Linked DNA regions of Homo sapiens: region 2 is linked to region 1. Evidence: chromatin loops called from intact Hi-C (ENCODE). Cell type or tissue: endothelial cell of umbilical vein. All regions are shown on one strand. Links, peaks and the distances in the headings refer to the core of each region. The heading gives the core; the rest is flanking DNA. Region 1 holds the start of LOC105374777 (a long non-coding RNA gene). Region 2 has its middle 45 kb from the start of SERTAD2.

Evidence for each region. Peaks named below come from ENCODE experiments on the same cell type or tissue, not always from the same donor. Only the 100,000 strongest peaks of a DNase experiment are listed, where the experiment ranks them.
Region 2: it touches region 1 in a loop (2.0-fold over the local background); 7 of 110 quality-filtered maps call a loop at or near these places.

What each region holds. Positions count from the first base shown.
Region 1 is chr2:64,765,377-64,770,761 of GRCh38, reverse strand. LOC105374777 (a long non-coding RNA gene) reads left to right here and starts at 2,565. Exons shown (of 6, transcript XR_940177.3): 1 at 2,565-2,716; 2 at 2,891-3,189; 3 at 4,463-4,498. RefSeq lists a silencer at 2,382-2,881 and an enhancer at 2,280-3,125. In endothelial cell of umbilical vein, for the core only: no CTCF peak of the experiment used is centred there; DNase peaks (open chromatin) are centred at 2,511, 2,861 and 3,751; H3K4me3 peaks cover 1,553 bases; H3K27ac peaks cover 2,073 bases.
Region 2 is chr2:64,696,593-64,701,977 of GRCh38, reverse strand. No RefSeq gene overlaps it. Among named protein-coding and RNA genes, the nearest start is that of SERTAD2, 45 kb to the right of the region's middle. RefSeq lists enhancers at 1,882-1,941, 3,019-3,088. In endothelial cell of umbilical vein, for the core only: no CTCF peak of the experiment used is centred there; a DNase peak (open chromatin) is centred at 3,057; H3K27ac peaks cover 1,460 bases.

The sequences.
Region 1 (5,385 bases), core at 300-5,299:
ATCCTTGCTCTTTCAGGTTTACAGATTCTCCTTAAAAGGACCTGAATCAAGTTCCAAAGGAACAAAGGTGATTGTCATAGTGCTCTCTTTGCAGAATTGTAGACCTCTGTAAACACAGACCTGGGTCCCTAAGTGATAAATAAGAGAGAGCTACTGCAACTGTCCCTCACTAGATGATGAGTTTTCAGGTCCTCGTGGTTGGGAATGGCCTTTATCTCCTCCTTGTTCAGAGGGGTTCATATTACAGGCTTTGGAGCTAGACAGCGGTTTGAGTCCTGGTCTACTACTCATTAGCCTTGTGACCAAAGGCAAATAAACCCTTAATCACTCCTCTCTGCTTTGGTTTTCTCATGTGTAAAATAAGAGTATTAATATATATCTCAAAGTCCTCTTGTTGCTAAATGAGATACTGAGATTAAAGCACATAGATTAAATGAGATACTGTGTTAAAGCACATAGCAGAGTACCTAGCATAAAATAAATTTCAATACTGATACAATATGATTATTATTTTAGAGTCTTAACCCTGCTGGCTAGAACCTGACTTTTGGATGCTCAAATCTTTACAATGTTTTGAAGGGTGTGAGGCTGGCATGTGGGGCTAGGATTGCTCATGACCTATAGCTTGTTCTTGATTCCCCTTCAATCTAGGTCCTGGCTGGCAGAAAGCAGGTTTGGTAACTTAGGCAGGCAGAAGAGGTGGCAGGATGGAGGAAGGGCTCCTGATACAGAGCTGGTACCCACAAAGACAAACCTGTCAGTTACCCTGCACTTCTCTCTCCTCAGCTGGACAACTCTTCCTCATCTCTGCATGTTGTCATTGCTGCCACTGGTTGTAGGTTTTTCTGTCATGGCTGCACCACATTCATTTCTATCTGGTATCACTTGCGGAGAAACGTGATCTGTGCTATGTCCAGGCCCCGCCCAACCTGGGGGTCAGCCCTGGCAAAGAGAACTGCCTCCTAGATATTTATCATAATTGCACAACCCCCACTCCTACCTCGCCCCCTCACCCTGGGACCACTCACACACCTTCTTACCTCCAAATATTTCAGCCACAAACAGCATGCTTTTTGTTAAAATGTTAACCATTCTTTTGCCTGATTTTTTTCTCACGTCCCACATCTAGGAGCTATTTCTGATTTGCTTGGTTGATAAAGGGTTGTACTTTGTACTCTAAACCACACCCAGAGGAAACAGCAAAGTGGCCAGACATTCCGCAGATGAGGACAAATGCAAAAAAATGAGACCAAGGAGATGGCACTTCATGGGTGAATGAAAGATGCCAGTCTCTTTCACATACTATATAATCAAAATTTTACTTTAAGATAAGTGGAGGGTGGCATGCTGGCTCACACCTGTAATACCAGCACTTTTGGGAGGCCAAGTTGGGAGGCTCCCTTAAGGCCAGGTGTTGGAGACCGGCCTGAGCAACATGGTGAGATCCCATTTCTAAATAATAATAATATGATAATAATAATAAACGGATGTTGTAAAATCCCTATTTAGAGACCTAATTTGAAAATACTTCCCCCCCCACCGCCGCTTTTCCTGCATGCCTTTTTTATTGTAAGCAAGCACCCAAGCACCCTAGATATTACAGAGGTTTGTGATTTATTCAGCTAAGACGGTTTGACCCATATGTAAGTATAAAATCCCAGTATCCCCGACTCCCTGAAAGTGGAACTACAACACATTATTTCCCTCAGATAAAATGCAATGAAATTCTCTTGTCCCCTCCCTACCCCAGGAACGCTTGAGCCCTTAAGGGAACAGAACTTATGGCAGTAGGAAGAAAAAATCATGCAGATACAGTTACTTGTGACAAAAAAAAAAAAGAGGAAATGAATTGGAGAAAACAAATTATGAGAGGGATGGAAATAAAACCAGCACTTCGAAAAGGGCAGAAGAACCCAAAGAAAGCGCCAATCAAAAGGGAGAAAGAATTGCAGCACCAAAAAAAAAAAAAAAAAAAAAAAAGGTGCAAACTGGGGCAAATGTATGTGTGTAGGGAGAGAGGGAAGGAGGAAAAGAAGGAGGGAGGGAGAGAGGGAGGGATACCTGGACAGGGTCAAGCTGGAAGAACAAGCAGCGCAAGACAGGAGTCGGGGTGGGGGAATCCCAGAAAAATCTGTTTACAAAAAGACAGGCTTATGGAAATTCCAAAAGTGACTTTAGAGATTCAGATCCAAAATAGAAAAGGACCCAAATACACACATGTCTGTGTGTATTTTAACCAACTGCTGATGTTCTATCTAGACTGGAGGAAATTCTCCCCGGCCTTGAACAGACGCTGTGAGATTTTAGATTTCAAGAGACCTAAATTATCTTCCACGTAGCCTCTTACTGCGCCCCCGCGGCCCGCTTGCCCCAGGCCAAGCCCTCGGGCGCGGCTGGGACACAGCGAGAACGCGCGGTGCGCTGGGGCTGCCCCCTCGCAACTCCCTCGCATTGTCTGCCCGCCTCCCAGTGTCTCCGCTTCCCAGGCGCGCTCGGGTTATTGTTCTCCCTTCGCGGGCAGGGAGGAGGGTAGGACCGGACGGGGGAGGCAGCCGGGGGATGCGGGAGGCGGCGATCGGCTGCCACCCGAGCAGGGGCGCCTCGGTCCTTCGCACCCCGCCGTCCCTCCGCTGAAGACCGTGCGCCCCGGAGTGGGTCTAACGCAACCCTGAGCTCGGGTTCTGCAGAGGACCGGGTCCCCTGCCCCTGCCTGCAGGTCTCCAGCTCCTAGGAGGGAGAGGGGCGCGGGCCAGGGCGGGGAGCGGGAAGCCGGGCGGGCGTCCCGGTGCCGCGCAGTGGCTCCCGCGGGCTGCCTGGGCGCTTTCGGCTCGGGGGAGGGACGCTATGACGCACCCTGTCGGTATTAGAACACTTCACCTTCTATTTATAGACACTCCTCCGACCGCGGACCTAGCTGGCCCTCCCTCTCCTTGCCTTCATCGTGAACGAAAAATCCTACCTAGAATGGGAGATGCTAATACACAATGATCGGAAAGAATTCAATTTTGTGTATCCCTTTGTAATTCCAAGTATGAATTGCAGGTCTAATGATCTCTCTCTGGCCCAAGGAATTCCCCAATTTTCTAAAGCTTTAAAACCTACACTACTTTATTTTACATCCCTTCTAAATATGTCAAATTCGTCTCTTGTGAGTTCATGAAATATTCGCCAAGAATTTGCTCAAGCTGGGTAAGACGTAAGCCCATCGAATTCAGGGAAGGGATGTTTCTAGCTGGCTTTCTGTATCTGCGGAACCCTAGCAATTCTAAACGTAGCATTTATTCGGGAAGAGAGAGCATGTAAAGGAAAAATATTGCACATTTCAAACAAAAGCAAAGTTTGTCTTAGTGTTGTTGTTTTTTTTAATTGTGGCTTTTGGATACTGACTTCGTGCTTTTAGCTGTACACTAACCGTGTAATTATAGGTGATTAAAAATAGTTCTTACCTAGTCACGTTAACATTTGCAGTAATTAAAACGGGGAATTTTTTTAACGGTAATTTATTTCTTATAATTTGGTTGGTCTGCTGCAGTCAGCACTGAAGAGGAAGCCTGATTATCTTTCATCTTGGTTTCTAGTCAGTTTCACTTTCTAAACTCCACATACTCCAGAGTCGACTGCCTTTTAGATTTATTAAGAAAAAGGATTGGATATACATACATAGATATAGGTTTGTTTTTTAAAGCCTAACTAAACCATGGCTTGGTTACCATGCCAATTATTCTATAACCACAAAATTCAAGTAGAGTAGCATACAATGTACTGTTCTTGCTAACAACTAGTCTATGAAGTGGGGGTGTCTGTAAAAACAGCATTATTACATGGTTTTGCTGAGGAGAGTACTGTGCCCTACCACTGTATGAGTACTTAAACAACAACCACAATAGCAATTGTTAACAGTGCATTCATTATAAAACACCCATTTGATGGCAGGACCCTCATGAAAGACAATTTGGCAACTGCACTTACCCTTGGATCCAGTCATTTCATTTCTAGAAGTTTATGCTACAGATGCAGTACTTACATGTGAAGTCATTGGTTGTTGCAATGTGTGTACTAGCAAAAGGTTAGAAACAATATTAATGTCCCACAATCATGGTACATCTATATAATGAACTGTTATGTGGCCTTGAAGAAGATTAAAACAATCCCTTTATGTACTGATAGGGAAGTATCTCCAAGATATTGTTAAGTGAAAAAAGAAAGGTGCAGAAACAATATAAACTACTATGATTTACTTTAGAAAAATAAGTATACATGGTATATATGAACTTGTATATATATTCAAATTATATATATGAAACCTGTAACAATGTTTGCCTTCTGGGAGGTAACTGAGAGGCTAGGATGGGAGAGAAAATTATTTTCCATGATCTATCCTTTTGTATCTTGGAATTGAGTATGTATCATCTATTAAAAATTTTTTAACTAAAAATACCCTTAATTTTTTTTCTAAATTTAGGCACATATGGCAGGCAGATCTCTCTTTAATTTACAGGTGAGTTAATCTTTGGAGGGAAATCTTCAGTTTCTTCTTTTGCTTGTCTGTGGAGGCCTGAGGGTACATAGTAGACACTCAATATTTGTAGAAGTTCTGTTTTGGGATTATTATTTTAGAGAAGTTTACTGGGAAACAAACAAAGCTAATCTTTCATCCTTAGCATGCTTTTTAAAAATTTTTTATGGGTACATAGTAGGTGTATATTTTATGGAGTACATGAAATATTTTGATACAGGCAAACAATACATACTTATCACATCAGGGTAAATAGCGTATACCTCAAACACTTAACTTTCTTTTAGTTTATACTAAAAGAAACATTCCAATTATACTCTTAGTTATTTTTAAACGTGCAGTGAATTATTGTTGACTGTAATCACCCTGTTGTGCTATCAAATACCAGAGCTTATTCATTCTAACTCTAGTTTTGTACCCATTAGCCATCCCCACTTCTGCCATCCCCGACTACCTTTCCCAGCCTCTGGTAACCATCATTCTACTCTCTATCTTCATGAGTTCAATTGTTTTAATTTTTAGCTCCCACAATTGAGTAAGAACATGTGAAGTTTGTCTTTCTTTGTCTGGTTTATTTCACTTAACATGATGTCTTCCAGCCCCATCCATGTTGTTGAAAATGACAGGATCTCATTCTTTTTTATGGCTGAATACTTCTCCATTGTGTATATGTACCACATTTTCTTTATCCATTCATCTGTTAATGGACATTCACTTTGCTTCCAAATTTTGGCTATTGTGAATAGTGCTGCAATAAACATGGGAGTGCAAATATCTCACTGAGATACTGATTTCCTTTATTTTGGGTATATATCTAGTAGTGGGATTGCTGGGTCAGATGGTCGTTCTGTTTTTAGTTTTTTGAGGAA
Region 2 (5,385 bases), core at 111-5,110, 69 kb after region 1:
CACGGTGGCGGGTGCCTGTAGTCCCAGCTACTCGGGAGGCTGAGGCAGGAGAATGGCGTGAATCCGGGAGGCGGAGCTTGCATGAGCCGAGATAGCGCCACTGCACTTCGGCCTGGGCAAAAGAGGAGCGAGACTCCGTCTCAAAAAACAAACAAACAAACAAACAAACAAAAACAGAAACTGATTGTGGTCTATTTAAAAAAACAAAAACAAAAATGGTATCCGGTGCTCCTAGCATTGGCAGGAAGACTAGAAATAAGGTGTTAAGGGAGCTGGGTGCCCTGCATCACAGTAAGGCCACATAGCAGGGATAGGCTGGTGAGACCAACCTTCCCCATCCCTGAACTTGCTGCCGCTCAAATAATATCAGGAATATGTTGTTTTCCCACTTTTCTTCATTGGTTTCCCCTGTAGTGTCTTCATTCTTACATGCATTGTTCCCATGTGGTAGTAAAGACAGCAAGAATCCATAGTCTTACCATTTTAGCATCCCAGAAAGAAAGAAGGCACTTCCCAATATTTTGTGTGGAAATCTTGGTGTGGAATCTCATTGGCCTGTCTTGGGATATGTATGCACCTGTGAACCAACCACTGTGGCAAAGGGGATGAAATGCACTGACTGGCCAGGCCTAGGCCATGTGCCCATCCCTGGTGCCGAGAATTAAGTCATCCAGACTGAGAAAAAAGGGAGAGGTGGTTCTCAAAGAAAAGAATGGTGAGGTTGTGAAAGAAGGGGAATAGATGCAACAAGAGAAATAAATATCCCCTGTGATTATGGTATATATTTTTAATATTTGACTGTATTCTTTTAGGGGAACAAAGTGCCATTTTACAATTTATCATTTCAGAAAATTAAACTTTTTATAAAATCTGTTCTTCATTGTACATGGGATTATTAAAATACCAGTAAGGATTTATTAAAATACCAATAAGGAAAGTAAGCTTCATTCTTTATTTTTCAATCAATTATCTTGAATTAAAGAAGGCTGTGGGGCCGGCTGCGGTGGCTCAAGCCTGTAATCCCAGCACTTTGGGAGGCCGAGGTGAGAGAATCACCTGAGATCAGGAGTTCGAGACCAGCCTGGCTGACATAGTGAAACCCCGTCTTTACTAAAAAATATAAAAATTAACCGGGCATGGTGGCCGGTGCCTGTAATCCCAGCTACTCGAGAGGCTGAGGCAGGAGAATCACTTGAACCCGGGAGGCAGAGGTTGCAGTGAGCTGAGATCACGCCATTGCACTCCAGCCTGGGGGATGAGAGAGACTTCGTCTCGAAAGAAAGAAAGAAAGAAAGAAAGAGAGAGAGAGAGAGAGAGAGAGGGAGAGAGAGAGAGAGAGAGAGAGAGAGAGAAAGAAAGAAAGAAAAGCAAGAAAGCTCTAAAGATGAGTAAAGATTTGCTTATTTTTCATTGTATACGTGGAATATGGATTCTTAAATATGCAGGATTCACACATGGTGAGGGTATACATTTTACTAAAGGACTGTATATTAGTGAAATTTGATATAGTATTCTAGACATGTCTAGAGGGATACATAACAGGCATACACTAGGAAAGCCAAAACTAAAACTAAAAAAAAAAAAAAAAAACCTCAATCACATGGCATAAAAAGTCATTGCTGTGTTTTACAAGACAGTCCTGTAGTCATTCAAAACTGTTTCCCCATTTGAGTCACTAGTTACTCAATATATTTTCTCCCATGAATGTCTGTAATATGTATTTTAGCAAACAGAAGAGTATCAAGAAACAATGTAGTGTAGTGAAACAAACATGGGTTTTGAAGTTAGACAAACTTGGGTTTCAATCTGATGTTTGTTTGTTTTTTTGATATGAGATGAGATCTGTATTAGTCCATTCTCAACGCTGCTGATAAAGACATACCTGAGACTGGGTAATTTATAAAGGAAAGAGGCTTAATTGACTCACAGTTCAGCATGGCTGAGGAGGCCTCAGGAAACTTACAATTATGGCGGACGGGATGCAAACTCGTCCTTCTTCACATGGTGGCAGCAAGGAGAAGTGCGAGCAAAGTGGGAAAAACCCCTTATAAAACCATCAGATCTTGTGAGGACTCACTTCGCTATCATGAGAACAGCATGGGGGGACTGCCTCCATCATCTAGTCACCTCCTACGAGGTCCCTCCCCCAGTGCATGGGGATTACAATTTGGATTACAATTCAAGATGAGATTTGTGTGGGGACCCAGAGCGAGACCTTGTCAGGATCTTACTGTGTTGCCTCTCTGGGCTCAAGCGATCCTGGTACTTCAGCCTCCTGAGCAGTTGGAATTTCAGGGGCACACCACTGTGCCTGGCTTCCAGTCTGATCTTAAAGGATATGACCTTGCATATGTCTCCCCATCTGAAACCTACCTCATGAGTTTAAGGATCAAATGATGTTTTTACGTAACAGTAGTAACTATTACCATTATTATAATAATTTGGAGTTATTACTTGAGGGAAAAGTAACATTTTTAAAGAAAATCGGTTGTTCCAATTAGCATATTCAGAGACGGTTGTATGTGTAGGGGAATTATGATACATTTCCAAATGTGTACTGGGATTTTTTTTTTAATATCTGCAGTTTTGGTATAGCTGTGGTAAGTAAGCCTTTGGGGTGAAAAGGTTGATTTACTAGAGATAGGCTGTGATGTGCCAGCTAGTATTACTCTACAGTGTTCAAGGATCTGTGAGAAGCAATACTTCCTGTACATTTTCAGGAGTAGAAAGGAGCAGTGGTGGCCCAAAGTGCCTGGCCGCTGCACAGTGGTCATGCCCCCTAAAAATTGAATGAGTCTGTAGAGTGAGCCCAATCTAGCCCAGGAGTGTTTGAACTCTGGGTCACACTTTAATTTGATTAACACTTTCACTTATTAATGGTCTTGATTTGTCTTGGCACTTTGCAATTAAATGGTCTATACAAAGACTTTCTCCTTTGGACACAGCGTATATTTGTCGTCTAACTACAGAGTTTAGCATCAAATAATTTTATGACAGACCACATTTGGCATGCCTAGTTATTCAGGGAATTTTCAAAGAACCATAGAGGGACTTTTTAGTCACACATCCTCTCTGTTCTTAGTCATCTACTCCTTTTATGGTAGTCATTAGCCAGTATCTCTCAACCTCTTCTACAATGTTTAACAGTTAGTGTACACTCTCTGTAGCACTGGTTTTTTTTGAGCTCTGTGTACTTAATAATGAGACAGTCAGCATATACTTGTGAAAACATAAACTAAATGTTGGTATATTCTCCGCATGGTTTCTTTTTATAGAACCACAGTTGTTAACACACATTAACTACTTCAAAATCACTAATTAAAACATTTTCTCATCTGTATTTTGGGAGTATTATCTTTTCTCCCCTCCAGTTGTACCACTTAAGTATCATTGGTTACATTCAGAATTAAGGGACAAGAGAAATGAAAGACAGTGTGATTTAGAAGTTTTCCTTTAATGCATAGGAAAACAGACGTTTTCATATTCTAGGTAATCAGAAGTACCTTCTACATTTAACTACTTGACCCTAATGACCTGGTCAAATTCCAGTGTTGCACAATTGCATTGTACCTTCCCTAATACCCAGTGAATTTAATTGTTTGGCTACAAACTATTCCCCTTAACTTTTTAGAACCATTTTGTAGGCTGTGCTCTTATAAAGATATATCAAAAGCCGCACTTGTCACCTTTTCTAAAAATGCAAGTCATTTTCACCCCCTCTCCTTCTAATCCTTCTACTTTCTCCCCATATTTATAAACACATTTCCCAAAAAATATTCAATCTTCTTTTTCATGGATCCAAAAGACATTGGACATATGGCTTGAACACAACACTGGGGTAATAATTAATTAAGGTAAGAAAGCAAGGATTTTGGAAAGTGTGGGTTGATGAGTCAGATAATGGTAGGATTTTTCTCCTGATCTCTGGTAAGGTATTACAAAGTTCTCTCCTAATTGTCTTGCAGGCCCCTGACAGCATATCCTGAATTAAACTTGTTCTGTTTTCCCAGCTTACCCTTCTAAATTCTCTATTTCCTGTCACGGCATCTCTCTCCATCCCTTAATCATCTAAACTGGAATCCCAGCTCTCTATTTCACACCCCATATCCAATCCCCTCGGCCCTTAGGGGAGAGCGGGCAATAGATCCTGGCTGCGCTGGTCACCTGTGGGCTCCAGCAGCAAACAGGTGGGTTCATTTCCTGCAGTATGCTGTACAAATGTTTTATTTTTGTATGCCCTGATGTGAAAAGGTTTGGAAAGTATTCAGGATAGAATTTACACTCGTATGAAGGCTGTGCCAGAAATGACCCCAACTGACTTCTGCTTCATCCTCTCCCTCTCTCCTCAAGTACATTTTATGTTATAACCTCATCAAAAAAAGTCTCAGTATCCTAAATACACACACTTTGCCATTTTATTTCCCCATCCTTAATTACATCATTTTGTGGTTGCTTCTCCCTGTTTCTGCATGGTGAAATTTTATTCCTCCTTTAAGCGTAACCCAAATGTTATCTCTTCCTTGGCCTTAGTAGGGAGAATTAATGGTGTTTTCTTTTGTGATTCCAGAGCTTATGCTTTTAACCATTATGCTATGGTGAGCCAGTAAATCTCTATTTCTCTGGAATTAGGCTACCTGGGTTTAGATCCCAGCTATATAGCAGCTGAATGACTTTGGGTAATTGTGTAAACCTTCAAGTACTCAGTTTTGTTATTTGTAACCTGGATATAACAGTAGTCTCTAACTGTGTCACTAGGATTAAGTGACAGAGAATGTTATTTAGTGCACAGTAAATGTTTTCTTACAATGATTATCTGAATATTTATCAAATATTTGGAAAAAAAAAATCTTCTTGTTGTGTGTCCTGTACTGGGTTGTAACCTCCTTGAGGGAAGGGGCTGTATCTTATTCCTGTATCTTATTCATTTTTGTCCAATATTTATGATAGTGCTTGGCACTATTATTAGTATTAGCATTAAGCATTCTATAGATCTTCCTCTCCACCAGGAAGTATCTCCTTCAAATACCCTCACAACAACTCTATGAGGGAGATACTGTTTCGTCCATTTAACTAAGGCATAGAAAGGTTAAGTACTTTGTCTAAGGCCACAAGCTAGTAAGAATTTGGACCCCAGGCAGCCTGGAACAAATTCCAAGCTATTAATCACCACACTAGGCTACCTCCTAGTAGGTACTTAGTAAATCTCCATTGGAACAAATAGATGAATGAGATTCAGATAAACAGGCAGGTGGGATGGAGTGCTAGGAAATGGTCCTATTGAAAAAGATGTGGGTAAGAAGTGAGGAAAAAATTATCAAGAGCTAGACTAAGTGAGTAAGAGGAAACATTGATAATAGTACTATAGTAACACCAGGGGGTAATCAG